2 separate regions of the Mus musculus genome follow, and region 1 is linked to region 2. A link is a loop called in an ENCODE intact Hi-C map of the cell type or tissue named here. Cell type or tissue: left cerebral cortex. All regions are shown on one strand.

What was found. Peaks named below come from ENCODE experiments on the same cell type or tissue, not always from the same donor. Only the 100,000 strongest peaks of a DNase experiment are listed, where the experiment ranks them.
Region 1: it touches region 2 in a loop (2.0-fold over the local background); 1 of 42 quality-filtered maps calls a loop at or near these places.

Annotation. Positions count from the first base shown.
Region 1 is chr15:8,811,878-8,819,877 of GRCm38, forward strand. It overlaps Gm31340 (a long non-coding RNA gene), which reads left to right. Exons shown (of 5, transcript XR_383822.2): 3 at 1,381-1,572. Among named protein-coding and RNA genes, the nearest start is that of Gm31340, 100 kb to the left of the region's middle. In left cerebral cortex, no CTCF peak of the experiment used is centred here; DNase peaks (open chromatin) are centred at 3,639, 4,030, 4,841 and 5,907; H3K27ac peaks cover 1,813 bases.
Region 2 is chr15:8,881,119-8,889,118 of GRCm38, forward strand. No RefSeq gene overlaps it. Among named protein-coding and RNA genes, the nearest start is that of Ranbp3l, 83 kb to the right of the region's middle. In left cerebral cortex, a CTCF peak has its summit at 4,134 (motif pointing left); a DNase peak (open chromatin) is centred at 4,048.

The DNA of each region.
Region 1 (8,000 bases), 69 kb before region 2:
CTTCTCCAGTAAATCAGGCAAATACTTCATGATTGTGCCAAACACATACCAAGAGACAGTAATGTCTGAGACCTTCCAACACTGTTGTACCTAGCAACTTCCCTTGTCATATTACCTAATGCTAACTATTTATTACCCATCTATAGATCATCTTTGCCTTCTTTATCAGTCTGTTAAGTATAGTCATGGGAAGAGCTGTGATGACACTGGCCATAGTTAGTACTTAAGAAACACTGAGTGAAAATAAGAAAAGAAAGGCAGGCGCTCAGTCATTAGCTAGTTAGCTAGCAGAAGATGTCATCTCAGGAGAGCACTGATGCTACACAAATGAATCCCACTTTTTAGGATTCATAGGTCCACTAAGTAAATACTGATATGATCCTGGAGGGTTTATTGTATTCAAGATCCAAGCTCCTTGTCTATGAAGTAAGAAGAAAACATTTTCTAGCACATGAGATAGATTGCTCCTTCCTTGACCAGAGCGGCGAAGATCATCGTTCTGGCACCCTGGAGAATTCTCATGGGACATCCATATGCATCCACCTCCTGATGGATATGTATCCTCCATTCTTCCCACTGACACTCTGAGCCTTGTTTGCTCTTTTATAAGCAGAGCCTTGAGCTCTAGAGATTCTTTTAGTACTAGCAGTATTTATGTCTTCTTTTCCTCTCCCCTGTGAGAAATAAAAGGCCAGAGGCATGGGGCCCAGATTTATATGACCCCTCTCTCAGGCAGTGAGAGCATCTTCCTTCAGTAGTATCCCTGATGTGCACAGAATTGACTATGTTCTTGGTGTTCACTTTGATCTTGATCTCCCACCAATGCAGAAAGCTGGGTGTTACAGTAAATGGTTAAAGGTACAGATGCCCATGGTCCTGATCTCAACTCATAGTTTATCTGTATTTGTAAGATGGAGTAATAATAGTGTCTACCTCATGGAATTGTTGCATAAATTGGTCTAAGACATGTAAGCAATCTGTTCACAAAATACTGAACTAAAATTATCTTTTCTAATATGCTTTTTTTTTTTTGTCTGAAGATCAGTTAGTAACCAGTGGAAACAAATTTGATTCTGATTTCACCTTCTCTTTTTGGTTCGGGTAGCCATGACCAAAGGAGAGAAGGAACATGAAGTTTGGGGCATAATCATTAAATCTTTTGAAGTGATAACTCTACTGTTAATCATTCCATGATTAATATGGGTTAGGTTCTGTTGCTTCAACAAAACAAGCTAATGTTTTTCTTAAGAAACAAACAGACGAAGGATAAGCAGCAGATGGTGGTGCCGTGGCTCTACCCTGACAGTCACCAGACTCTTCTCATTCTCTTACTCTTGATATATAATGAGTTTTCTTTGCTCTGTCACTTCTGTATTCCAGCCCAGCAGAGGAGGAAAGTGTGGTCTTATCCTCGAGGAAGGGCATGAGCTGGGAGGTCACCCACATTATTACCTTCACATCAGTTGTCACACCTAATAGCAAAGGTGACTGGAAATACAGTCTTTCTTCTGAGCAGCCACATGCACAGCAAACGTGGGAGTGAAAAAGGAGGCACGGTGATGGAGTGCGTGGGTAAGTAGCCCCTCCAAGTCAGCTCAGTGCCCTTTGTGCTGATTACTTCTTGGTTAACGTGATACAAGATTCATCATCTGGGAAGAGGGAACCTCAATTGAAAAAAATGCCTCCATCAGATTAGACTGTAGCAAGGGGTTGGGCATTTTCTTGATTAATGTGCCCACTATGGACAGAGCCATCCCAGAAAAGGTGGTCCTGTGTCCCATAAGAAAGCAAACCGAGGAAGCTGGGAGAGCAAGCCATCAGGCAGCACTCCTCCATGGTTTCTGCTTTGGTTCCTGCTTCCAGGTTCCTGCCCTGCTGGAGTTTCTGCCTTGGCTTCTTCCATGATGAACAACTGTGAGTGCAATGTGTAAAACCATAAACCTTCTCCTCCCTGGAGTGCTTTGATCATAGTGCTTATCACAGCAAGAGAAAGCAAACCAAGATATCTTTATCTTTTTCTAAGTTACATTGATTATCCAGTGGAGGCCTGTCCTACTGCTACATAGCATGTTCCTTTGAGATAAAATGTCCATCTTGGAAGAAAGTTGATTAAGATGTAGGATGTTGGGCTGGTGAGATGGCTCAGTGGGTAAGAGCACCCGACTGCTCTTCCGAAGGTCCAAAGTTCAAATCCCAGCAACCACATGGTGGCTCACAACCACCCGTAATGAGATCTGATGCCCTCTTCTGGAGTGTCTGAAGACAGCTACAGTGTACTTACATATAATAAATAAATAATAAGTAAATAAATCTTTAAAAAAAAAAAAAGATGTAGGATGTTAAAAGGGAGATGACATAATAAGATGTCTTAAGACAGTGGTTTTCAACCTTTCTAATGTTGTGACTCTTTAAAATAGTTCCTCAAGTTGTGGTGACCTCTAACCATAAAATTACTTTTGTTGCTACTTCAATAACTATAATTTTGCTACTGTTAAGAATTGTAATGTAGGGCTGGTGAGATGGCTCAGTGGGTAAGAGCACCCGACTGCTCTTCCGAAAGTCCAGAGTTCAAATCCCAGCAACCACATGGTGGCTCACAACCATCCGTAACGAGATCTGACGCCCTCTTCTGGAGTGTCTGAAGATAGCTACAATGTACTTCCATATAATAAATAAAAAAAAAAAAAAAAAAAAAAAAAAAAAGAATTGTAATGTAAGACGGGCAGTGGTGGCGCATGCCTTTAATCCCAGTACTTGGGAGGTAGAGGTAGGCAGATTTCTGAGCTCGAGGCCAGCCTGGTCTACAGAGTGAGTTCCAGGACAGCCAGAGCTACACAGAGAAACCCTGTCTCAAAAAACCAAAACAAAAGAATTGTAATGTAAATATTTTTGGAGTTAGAGGTGTGTCAAAGGGGGTCACAACCCACAGGTTGAGAGCCAATGTTTTAAGGGGGTGAAACATTCCATCCTTCAGGGAAGCTCATTAAGCACAGGAAATAAGCAACTTCAGTAGTTCAGGAAGTCTCTGAAACCGACCAGATATACTAGATCCCTACCTTCCCAAGCATATATAACCTATAGTGGCTGTTGAGAGATGCTCTTAGACCACCAGCACAACTTCCCAGAAGAGGCTCAGGCTACCTGAGATGCCTGAAAGAGTTTCCTGTCTGTTGAGTTGCCCACAGTTCATGCAGTGAGCTCCAGCTTTCATAAGTTGTCTGTCACCCATGATGGTGTGGGCTTTTGCTGATGCAGCTGTCTCTGAATCATTTCTGTTCCTATAAGTTCCCCCTCTCTCTATCCATTCATTGTCTTAGATTTTCTACTTGTGATAAAACACAAAGATCAAAAGCAATATTGGGAGAAAAGAGCTCCTCACAATTATTACCAGTAGTTTTGTTTTGTTGTTTCATATTTTAAGCACCATTGGAGAGTTGGGGGAGAGTCTACAGTTTGTTAAAGTTGTGGTCAAATTGAAGTTGGAAAACACAGGTCTTGGAGTTAGTATGCAGTTCATCCCCCTGAAGGATGAAAGGAGGCCATTAAGATGCGGCTCAGCTGGGACTCTCTGGCAAGGAATGAACTGGGAGCTGAACGATGGACTGCACGCAGACCATTCTAATAGCTAATCCTCTTTGTAACGGTCCATTTACATGTTAGAAGATCTACAAAGCAGGAAGCATAGAAATGGGCTTTGAATTCTCTTCCTTAGATTTCATTTCCAATTAATCTTTCTGAGACAAGGACTGCAATCGCCACAAACTGTTCTGAGGCTTTCAAGAGAAGGCTTTGCTCCTCGGGACAAGATGTTAACATATTACGGAGGAAGAAAACAACTTAGTGTTTGGCCGGATAATGTTTCCTTTCAAATATGGAAACTTTTTATTATTAAAACGGTCTTTTAATAATAAAAAGTATAGAAATTTTACTTGAAGTAGACACTTGGCAGCTTCTTTAGGGTTTCAGGACTGGAGACGGCTGCCTGGGATATTTTGAGGATGAGGGATCTGAGGACCAGAGATGATAAGCAGTTCTCAGGAGCTGGCTCTTCAGCTTAGTGGTAAAACTGGGATTCAAACTCGGCCTCCCCAGCCCTGGCCCACACCTTCTGCTACCCAGCCTAGATTTTTCTTGATTATGACAAAACTGGGTGGCATCCTAAGCCTGATAAATACCTTGGAATTTTCAGACACTGCCTGTGATTTGTAAGTGGGAAGCTATTGTGTTCTAAGCAAACCACTTGCCCTGAGAAGATGAACTGCTGGTGGTCCTGAGCAAGGGGCTGGTGGATGTGGTCTCCAAGGCAACACGAGTGTGACACCTTGTTTCCTGCCCACATAGCCTTTCCTCCCTCACTTAGCTCTGAACCAAAACCCTCTTTATTATATCCATTTCTCCATCACACTGTGGTTAACAGGAAGCCTTGTCACAGTTTCTTTAACTTTATGTGGGATCACAGACATATTTTAGAATATGGTGAAATAGAAGGCTTTTCTCCTAAAAGATAATCATGTACAGTTATACCATCTTAAGTCCTTCAAATCTCATGTTTTTACTAGACTGAAGGACTCCCATTTTTAATTGCCTCACCCCATTAACTGGCCAGTCTCAGCCAGCAGAGACCAGTGGGAAAGGAATGAAGGTTCCGTGGGAGAAAAAAGAACCTCAGAGGAGTTTCCCCAAGGGGTGAGAAGCCAAGACAGAGAGTCTCAGAGCCACAAGGGGGAAGGGGAGTAGGAGACGAGGGAGAGGGTGAGAGAGATTCTCAGGACAGTTTGGAGAGCAGCCAAATACAAAACTTTGCAACTTCATCACCTTGTCTAGAATTGGCTGTAGTTGTGAATTCCAAGCTTTCCTAACTTACTTAACCAGCCTCTAATTATTCCAAAGTCACACACCTTCCTGGACTCATTCCCTGACATACTGAGCTCCTCAAAGGCAGCCCTGTGTTGGTGAGTAAGATGTCCAGAGGAGGCCTGGGGCCTTGCTGCCTGGGATTTTGCCATCTATGCTGATCACAATCTTTCGGCCCTTACAAGCAGTGAGAAGTTGCTTGGAATATGTTTTAGGTAGGCGATATATCACCCTAACAGAGACATGATTTTGGCACGAACACTGAGTAGTGATGTATTGGTAAACATCAAAAGAAGTAGTGAATTCCAAGAAGTTTCCACTTTCCAAGAAAGTGAGCTGGGGCAACTCCAGGGAGCCAGATTTTCTTCTTTTCTTCCTAAAGACATAAGGTGATTTGCAATGCTCTGCAGGACACTGCTGAGAGATGTGCATAGGCTGCTGTGAGCAGTGAGAAGGCCTGCCCCAGAGCTCGACCTGAGCCACGGAGACACATAAATTCCCTAGACTCCCTGGCAGTCCTGATGAAATGACTCAAGGAAGGAGAGAGTCTGAGCCCGGGACAGCCCTTTCAAGGAATGAGAGAGCTACGTCCAGGCAGCGCTGTTGATCAGGACTCTACTGGTGCCTTATTATTATTATTTTATTCATGACCCCGTTCTCTCAGACTGGGAATTTTTGCATCAAAAGGGAGAATGAAAGACTCCAAGTTAAAAGTCACTATGGAAGCCAGGTTGCTGGCTGTATCTACTTAGACCTTACTTCAAGCAATTTGTTCAACTCTTTTCTATTCAACAGGTATTTTAGACCTCATTTAAATTCAGTTAATTACATAGCTACCACATGCCCGCAGCTGTGTGGAGGTGACAAAGTCCCTAGTGAATGTGTATAGTTGACGTGAGCACAGCTATGACAAGTAAAACACTGCCCTGGACTCATGGGAATGGCAAGGCCTTCCCCTGATCTGAATATAGATGATGACAGATGGTTGACATTTAGCTAAATCTCGTAGGTGTAGAACGTAGCAATCAAAGCGTCCTCGTCCCAGTTGACTGCAGCCCGAGACTACAGGGACTCCCTATGGAGATGAGGTAGCCTGCTCTTGTAGGCTGCTGCTGGAGTCTCTCCATTCTCTGCATGGCCCGCCCACCAGATTGCAGCTTTACATTACTGTGTCTGTCATTTCTCCATTCCCTACAGCCCTAGTCAAGTACAAAGCTGTGCAGGCCATGGGAAATGGTGACCATGTTGGATAGGACAGCTCAGGGCCTCACATTTGGGCAAGCCAACTGTGCCTCTGTTCGCATGGTGGACAGGTCTTTGGCTCAACTGCAGAGTATCTGTAGCCTGATCAGCTGTGTAGCTATGTGCCTTGCCCAATAGGAAGAAGCAAGTGATTAGTCCCCTAGTTCCTTGAGGGACTCCCGTGAAGCTCATAGAAGTTGGCTACTACATCTGTGAGTTTTACATCCATATCTTCACATCCAAACTTCAGAGAAAATGATATTTGAAACGAAGGGTTTCTGAGGCTGAAGAGTTGGGTAAAAGGTCTTGCTTCTAAGCCTGGTCCCTTGAATTTAATCCCTGGTACCCATCAGGTGGAAGCAGGGAACCAACATCTAAAAGTTGTCTTATGATCTCCAAATGAAAGGTGAAGTTGTATTTGCCTAACATTCCCATTGAGTTGTTGCAGGAAATATTAAAAAAAAAAAAAAAAAAAAAAAAAGAACCCGCCAACTCTCTGCGTTCCTGTTTCTCCCAACTCGCCAACTCTCCAGCCCCACCAGGCCACATTCCCATACTAGTACTGGCACCAGTGGGTCACAACACTATGTCCTGGCAGAATCCCATGGCTCTGTCTCACATTTCAATAACCAATAGCCATCCTCGAGGTTTGATAACACAATACCCAGTAACCCGACAAAAACAAGACTCAATGCTTATAGTTAACTAGTCAGATTTATATATCAATAAATTCTCAATACACAAGATGCCAATACAATAATTTCAAAACCAATTGATAAAAATAAATCTGCCCACCTAGATTAGATAAATTATCTCAATATTCTAACCTTTATGGTATCATAACAACCTGTGGCTGGTCATAGCCATGCTGATTCACGTCTGCTGCCATCTTCCTTTCTTTTCACTACCCCAAGACGCTCTCTGTCTCTGGAACCCTTGCTCTGCCTCCCTTTTCCCTGTCTAATCACAGCCTCCCACTGCCCTAATGTAATTGGACAGGGAAAATCCTGAGACATTGGGTTAGGTTATTTTAAGTAACTAAGAGAAGCTTTAAAGTATACTGACAAGTTGTGCTGGTGATAATAAACACCGTGCCATCATGGAATAGACAGGACTTGATCATCCATACATGGAATCTTTATCTCTATCTGCTGTCATTAAAGTATGTATCTCCTCTCTGCTTTCTTCTTTACAATGGGCATTTCCGGTGTCCCATAACAGGATAGGGAAGCTGACAAAAATCTCTAAACCATCACGAGGACTGAGAGATAAGAATTATTTTAAAAAAAATTTTTGAGACAAATCTTGATATGTAACATTGGCTGGCCTGGAACTCAGAGAGATCCAGCTTTCTCTTTCTCTTCCTCTTTCACACTTAGAGTAAAGGTAAGCACCATCACACCCAGCTAGGACATACATTTTAGGCTGAAAATAATGTAGTTGAAATAATAATAGTTGAAATTAAGTTCTTTTATTGCTCTGAAGAGGACCTGGGGAACCAAAGATGTGAGGTTTTCTTTTTTGTTTTGTTTTTTTTTTTCTTTCCTGATGTTCATTGTTAGGGGGAGGGGAAAGGGTCCCTCTAAACACCAGGGCTGGCAGAGTAATGATTCACATGAGGCAAGAAGGAATGGTTCAGCACAACTCAGTAGCTGGGATTGGTTCAAACTTCTAGAGTCTGACACCGGGCAGTTTATTTTAGGCATACTTAAATCCAGCACAATTTTGGAAAAAAAAAAAAAAAAAAAAAGCTTACTGACGATAATGAAACCAAGTCCTATGTATACAATAAAACTTAAGCAATATGATAACATTGGAATTCTTCAAAGTACATGTGACACCTCCTGTAAGGATGGATGGTTCTAGTTCCTGGGAAATGGCGCTCGAGATAAAGAAAGGTTCAT
Region 2 (8,000 bases):
GCTCAGGTGGTGAATCAACGGTGGGTTTCCTGCACCCCACTTCATTCCCTTTTTCCACTTCCTTCCCTTCTTCCAGGGCATTTGCACTGAGATGTGTGCGCCTGAGGACAAGGAACAATGGTGCCATCTGGCCGAAAGTGCTGCATGAGCTGGCTCCCTGCGTTTGCCCACAGGAGTATCCTGAGTTGTTTTCTTCTTCTTCTTCTTTTCTTCTTCTTCTTCTTCTTCTTCTTCTTCTTCTTCTTCTTCTTCTTCTTCTTCTTCTTCTTCTTCTTCTTCTTCTTCTTCTTCTTCTTCTTCTTTCTTCTTCTTTTCTTCTTCTTTCTTCTTCTTTCTTCTTCTTTCTTCTTCTTTCTTCTTCTTTCTTCTTCTTCTTCTTCTTTCTTCTTCTTTCTTCTTCTTTCTTCTTCTTCTTTCTTCTTTCTTCTTCTTCTTTCTTCTTTCTTCTTCTTCTTTCTTCTTTCTTCTTCTTTCTTCTTCTTTCTTCTTCTTCCTTCTTCTTTCTTCTTCTTCCTTCTTCTTTCTTCTTCTTCCTTCTTCTTTCTTCCTCCTTCTTCTTCCTTCTTCTTCTTCTTCTTCTTCTTCTTTTTCTTCTTCTTCTTCTTCTTCTTCTTCTTCTTCTTGTTCTTCTTCTTCTCCCTCTTCTTCTTCTCCCTCTCCCTCTCCCTCCCCCTCCCCCTCCCCCTCTCCTTCTTCTTTTTTGAGTATCTTCTAATTGAAGTCGAGGTGTTAGGGTGGATAATTAACAGACCTGCCTGGTAAAGACCAGTGCCTCTAGTTCTTTAAGATGGTCTGGACTCGGATCTGTTGCCTTTTCCCCTCCTGTCACAAGCTAGCTTACTCTTCATTCCCTTGCCTTGTGAACTGTTTGAGGTGAAGGATTTGCAGGCTCAGAGGACCAGGCTGGATGCATTTACACAGCTCCGAGATCTCAAATACAGTGCGACTCATTGGGCTGATGAAGACAGAGACGGCAGTTGTCTAGTGGTCACTGTATTTGCTGTGTTTGATAAAATACTCTGCCCAATCTGTTTATCCTTCTTTTCTTTCAATGAAGGCACAGTCCTGACCACCACCCACAAACCTATACAGGGAGTACGAACTAGGCAAAAGCAACGCACATCACGTGGAGTGCTTGTTCTTCTGAGAATTGATGGACTCACGTGTCAAGAGTACCCTCTTAGTAAATGTTCAGCTATTTTAAAATAAATTGTGATTTAGAATGCACATATAAACCACTAAACATCTCTTCTGCTGGACAGGTTAGAAACAGAACTGCCTTTACGGAGTGGACAGCTCTAAATGCAAACCCTGCACTCTCACACACCCCGTGCTCTTTCAAACCCAGGTCAGAACTGACAACTGCACTAGACTTCAGCTATATGTTCCTCTCTCCTCTGCTAACTATTGCATAGGAAGATGCTGAAGACTGTGCCCTAATGTAGTTTGTGTTTGACTGGATGTAGGATTATGGCATAGTGGCATAGTGGGAGAAGCAGCTGTCCAGAGGTGATGGGCATGTCTGGCCTGCAGGGACTGTGTGTGTTGTGATTGGACCCTGCAGCCATTTGTTCCCAATCTTGGTCTTCCCTGTGGAGCTAAATGGAATCAGTACTTGGGTAATTTTGACAAAACCGAGGACAGTCACAGGAGTCATCAATTTCACTCCTTACTCTAATCTCCAGGAAGGTCAGTCAGTACTCAAGTAACCCTCGGCTTGATTGTCTTCCCTTTTCACCCGGGGTAGATGTCCTGGCCCCTCTGGAGAACCACTGGGTTCGGAGCTGTCTGCTCAAGGTTTACATATGATCTTATTTCCTGAAGCAAGTCAAGAAACGGTTCTCTTGAGGAAGGAAAGTGATCTAGATCATGAGACAATGCCTGCCCTTCCTGCTCCTCCCAGTGCTGGTTGTGAAGTGCAGGTTTGGGCTACAGTCTGAATTCTTACTGAAAGAGGTATTCCAATGCCATTTGGCTGCATTCCTCTGGGAGGTAGTCAATGAAAGCCCCCCCCCCCCCCCGAGAATTTATGCTTCGCACTTAGTCAAGCTGGAAACACGCCTATTGGTATTCAAGAGTTTTTGTAATTTTCCATTACCTGGCTGGAATCTGGAGTATGTCTTATTTGCTTTTTCAGTGTTTTCTGTGATTTAATTAGGGCTCCTGGCAGTGTTTGGAGATCACAAGATTAAGGGTCTCTAACTCATTCATTTCCCTCTGAGCCAGGGAGCTATTTTATTTCAGGAAACGTAAATTGGTCACCTCCGTGTGCTTTATACTGAGCCAACGTATGACTAGAAGAGCCTGCAGTTCTGGAGTCTATACATACACCCAGCACAGCCAACCACTAAAGTATGCAGAGTCACCCATTTGCTGAGCTTAAATTACTCAACTGAGGTAAGGGTTGAAGAGATGTCCGGCTTTCCCTAGCATTCAATGAAAGTTTCCTTCAAGTGACTTTCTATTAAGTGACTATTCACTTGATCAGACAGCTAGATTGGGAGCAGACAAACCTCTCCACTCTATGGGCATCACTCCTCTTACCATCCATTGCGACCGTGAGGCCTAAACGAAGTGCTACAGACAATGAAACGAGGACATGGTGAGCCACAGTTGGGTATGAATCCCCTCTCTGCTAGGCTAGGGAGTCCTTCCCTAAGCTGAGCTCAACTCAACCTGCCTCTTCCAGTGTTTATCATTCAGTGCTGGAGCTGTCCCTGAAGAATACACATCCCCTTCCCCAAGGCTGTCCTGGAAATGTCTGAGATGATGCGCTGTCTCTAGCACCTCTGTCAGTGTGACTGCCCCCATGCAGTTGACCCTGGTGAGGCTAGCTCAAACAACATTCTCCTTCTTGGTTACATGTCAATCAACCTTGGTTTTCTTTAAGCCCAGCACACAGACAGATACCGTCTTACTCTTGAATGCGTCTGCTTATTTCCTTATTGTTGACTTGACTGCCATGACTGTGTTCTTCATAACTCATTCTTTTGGGCCTAGAAATCAGTCTGGAAAGTACCCCATGATTATTGATTACTACTGAATGAGTGAGCAAATGGGCAACCAAAGTTCACTGACCTCCAACTGTTTCTTAGGGGTATTGTTCTGGTCGGGTTCTTTTGCACAAGGTAACAAGAAGACAGGGAAGACTGAAGGAGCAAAGAGGGTGTGCTGTTTTCTGTTCTTTCTGCCCCGGGACACCATGATACTGCGCCAAAAGCAGGGGCTGTAAGAAATTGGCATTTGATATTTTCTGATAATTAACCTTGACACTCTGGATACAGTCTTAACCATTACGAATTGTAATTGTTTTTTTTTTTTTTTTCATAGAAAATCCAGAAACCAGGCATCCTGATCTAATGGTACCCTGAGACTCAGAAGTCCCAGCCGTCCTCTTGTGTCTGCTTGGAATCCTGTTTTCAAGGTTTGTCCATGGCGTCGCCTTCATTAGCAGTCTGATGTACGTAGACACCTGAGAAATTTTCCATTCCAGGATGCTTCTTAAATGTAGACTCACCAGTCCCAAAGATGTTCTTGACCTCAGGGTCTCTAAAGCCCAGAAATCTGTGGGTTTAACACGCTCGGAGGGGATTACTAGGCAGACGTTCTGTGTAATTGCCTTTTAATTAGAGGATTCCTCTCTCAAGTTCAAACAGCTCTCGGAGCAGAGCCCTGCAAATCCAAGGCTAAGTTGGCTGAGTTCTGTAGTCTGAGGACTCTGTTCCTGTCCACCATTCCAGCCACAGCTTGTGACCTTTTTTTTATGCCATGCAGCTTCTAGTGACCGTAACAAATTCCAGAGCGTCAACTCCGCAAGTAGTCTCTCAGCGTTGAGGCACTTGTAAATTAAGTTATGGGTCCCCGTGTTCGCAGGTATGTATGTCTATAGAAGCTCGCCCTGCCACGGAAAGCCCTGTCTGCGGCAGGCTCCCATTTCACTCCAGCTGCTGAAATTACTCCGAACAGGTTTATAAGTTGTTTTACTATCTGCGAAAGTTTTTCTTTCTTCCTTTCTTTCTTTTTTCCCCCCACTTCCCCCCCCCCCACCCCCTCGCCCCCTCTACTTCACAAAATCAGTGGAGGGCTTTTTGAGCATAGTACACACATGCCACCTTCTGGAAGGAAATGGAAAAACTTTGTGGAACCTTGAGAACTTTTTTTGAATGAACACATTTAAGAAACCTTTGGTACTAAATAGCTGTAAGCGGGAGTGGACAAAGGATAAGTGAGTGTACTGGGGGTATTATCACAACGCCCTGCATAAGTGTGTGACAAATGAATCATCAAAAATTAAAAGAAAAAGAATGTTATTTCAGGTTTGTAGTTGTTTTTAACAAAATAGCATTTCAGTCCAGTTGTAGGTTTACAGAAAAGTTAAGTGAAAGGTACAGAGATTTGCCACATCTTCCTGTCCTTACACACACAACCTCTAATACTATCATTATCCTTTCCAGGGATGCTACAGTTGCTACAATCTAGCTTCTAAGTCCAGAACATGAGCTTTAATATCCCCCTTGCACTATCTATGGCTGTATATTGAGTGTATAGTTATACGTAAACAACATTATAATGCCATGTAGACTAGTTTCTGTGGAGGAAAGGCCCTCTGTGCTCTGGCTGTTTCTGCCTCTTTCCAGCCTCATACTTGGCAACCTCCCATCACTTAACTGTCTCCACAGTTTGCCTTTTCCAAAAGGTCATGTAGTTGGAAGCACACATTCATTGTGCAACCTTGTCATATTGGCCTCCAGCACTTCAGAATATGCAATTATATTTATCCCTTCTTCTCCTCCTATTTCTCCCTCCCCCCAGCATCCATGTGTGTGTGTGTGCGCACTCACATACGCTCCAGTATGTATAGGGAATTGAACCTCTCTTACATGGAAGTCAAAGGCTCTTCTACTAAGCTGTATTACTAACCCTCTTTTTGACTTTTAGTTTTGAGACAGGGCCTCATTACAGGGTCTCATTACACTGCACTAGGCAGGCATTGGAGATTCTCCTGCCTCACACTCCTGAGTGGCTGAGACTACAGGCCTGTGTTAGCAGCACAATCCACTGTCTAGATTAATATTTATTCACCTACTGAAAGACATCGTGGGGCCTTCCAAGTTTTGGAAACAATAAAGAGAGCAAGCAGCAACATTCTTGTGTGAAAATTTGGTGGGGAGGTAACTTTCAAACTCTTTTGTTTCACATTGGAGTGATTGCTGAGTAGTCTGGTAAGAATATATTTAACTTCATGAGAAAACTACCTTTCCAGCATTTATCCTGCAGTTCACCAGAAAACAAAACAAAACAAAACAAAACAAAACAAAACAACAACTCCACCATTTTGAGCCAAATTTATAACAAGTGTTTATTAAATATTAATATTAAATACTGACCAAGAGATGGACTTTGGTCAGGATCATTTCCTTGGAATTTCCCAGCTGGAACGGCCTCAAGCCATGCATAGCAGGGGCTTATAAGGCCAAACTTGTAGACCATTGTACTTTCCTATGAGACGTTGTTATTTCCCAAGAACTACAGTTCCCAGCATTCCAGGAAGTTACCTGGTTCCTGCGCAGGTGTGGCTTACAGGTGAATTTTGGAAATTACACCTGGTGGCTGTGCCATGTTGTATTCATGCTAGTGAAGCCCAAAAGTTCCTCTGCTCACATTTCTGGCAGGATTTGTATTCTCATCAGTGTATCTGAGAGGGGTGTGTCCAGTGGTTCCAATTGGCAATTCCTTAATGACATATGATGATAGAGAATTTATTCATACCTTTGCTCACATTTACACAATTTATTGTTTCATTTAGAGTTCTTTGAACATTTAGTATGCTGGTCCTTCAACTGTGTCAGTCTCTTACATTTTTCTTCTCCTAGACTGATATTTTCTCTTATTCTCTTCAGAATGTCTTTGTAAAGCAGATATCTTTTTTTTTTTTTTTCACTGCAGTGCAGTTTATCAACTATTTCTTTATGGTCATGACTCCTGATAGTCTAATATGTTATCACTATACTTAAGACCACATAGGTTTTCCCCAGTGTTGTAAGAGTTGTATAGTTTTGAGTTTTATAGCAGTACTGTGTATATTGTTATGAAGAATATAAGATTCCTATTTCCTGACAATGCCCAGGTGTTGCACCACTCCATTGTACTCGATTTTTCCTTCGTCAAAGAACAGTTTTCTGCCTTTGTGTCGATTGACTCTGAGTATTTTGCTTTATTTATTTATTGCTTTGTCAACATCACACTGTTTTGAGTACAAGACCTTTATACTAAATGATAAAGTGGGACAGTGGCGGTTTGGGGTGCTCTCCTGCTTCACTGTTGTATTAACTGTATCAATGTACTGTAACACTGTGTCAACTGAACCAATGTACTGTAATATTGTATCAACTGTATCAATGTTGTACTGTAATACTGTGTCAACTGTATCAATGTACTATAATACTGTGTCAACTGTATCAATGTTGTGCTGTAATATTGTATCAACTGTATCAATGTTGTAGTGTAATATGTCAACTGTATCAATGTTGTGCTGTAATATTGTATCAACTGTATCAATGCTCTACTATAATATTGGGGGAGTGTTTTGATTCTTCTGTGGGTAGATCTTCTGCCTCTACATATAAACTTTAGAATCATCATAATGATGATTCAGGATAAAAAAAATTGATGGAGTTTTGATTATATTGCTTGTGGAGCTCCAGTTGGGGGAATCTGACATCTTGACAGTTTTGTATCTTCTCGTGGTCACAGATTAGCTCTCCACTTATTTAGTTCCTCCTTAGTCATTTTCACCAGGGTTTTTCTTTACTCATTGAATTTTAAAAAAGTTTTTAGCTTTTATTTATTTATTTTTGTGTGTCTCTCTGTGTGTGCGTGCGCACACACACACACACACGTGTGTGTGTTCTCTCTCTGTGTGTATACCACGGATACTAGGGTGCCTGTGGAGACCAGAAGAGGTTGTTGAATGCCCTGGAGCTGGAATTAGAAGTGGTTACACATGATCTGATTGGTGCTAAGAACAATCTTGGATCTTCTAGAAGAATAGTAGGTGCTTTTAACTGATGGGCCACTCCTTCAGCCTCTACTCATTTTCATTTTATATGTATGTCTGTGTGCCTACATGTATGTGTGTGTAGCATGTGTGTGCCTGTGCATGCAGAGGTCAAGAGAGAGTGTCAGATCTCCTGGAACTGGACATGTCGGTTGTTGTGAGCTGGCTAATATGGATGATGAGAACTGAACCTGGGTCCTCTGCAAGAACAGCAAGTACTTTTAATCATGAGGCCATCTCTCCAGTCCCTAATTAGAGTTTTATAATTTTGTCCATACATATTATGTTAAATGCATACTCATTTCAGTATTTAGGAATATGCTAATGTATATAGGAATATTTTCTTATTCAAATTCTACCTATTTGTTGCTAACACATAGAAAAAGGATTAATTTTTTTATTAACTTTATATCTTACAAATTTGTTATAACCATTTATTAGTTTCACATACTTTGATGATTCTTTTAGATTTTATGTAGAGAAAATTACATAATCTGTAAAGAACGATAACTTCTTCAATTTGTACATATTTTATTTCTTTTTCTTTTTTATTGTATTAGTAAGGATATTTTTTCGAAAAGCTGTAGGAAGAACAAACATGCTTGTTTCCTAAAATTACTGAGAAAACTTCCTGTTTCTTACTATGAAATATAATGCCAGTGGAAAAAAGGTTTCTTATGTTAATTTAAAATTATTGTTATGTATTCACAAACATTACAAAATATTAATCAAAAATATGTAAACAACTGGCATGTTGGACTCTCTGATACTTTTAGTTGAATCCAAATATGTGTCTGATAAATGCAAGTTTAACACCCTTGTGATTTACCATTATCAAGTTCTAGTTCTATTATTTGTAATTTACAGTAAGGTTAAATTTTATAGGATTTTCATATTCCTTTTATTTTTTTACCAGGCCCTGACATTTGCATATTGTAAAGGT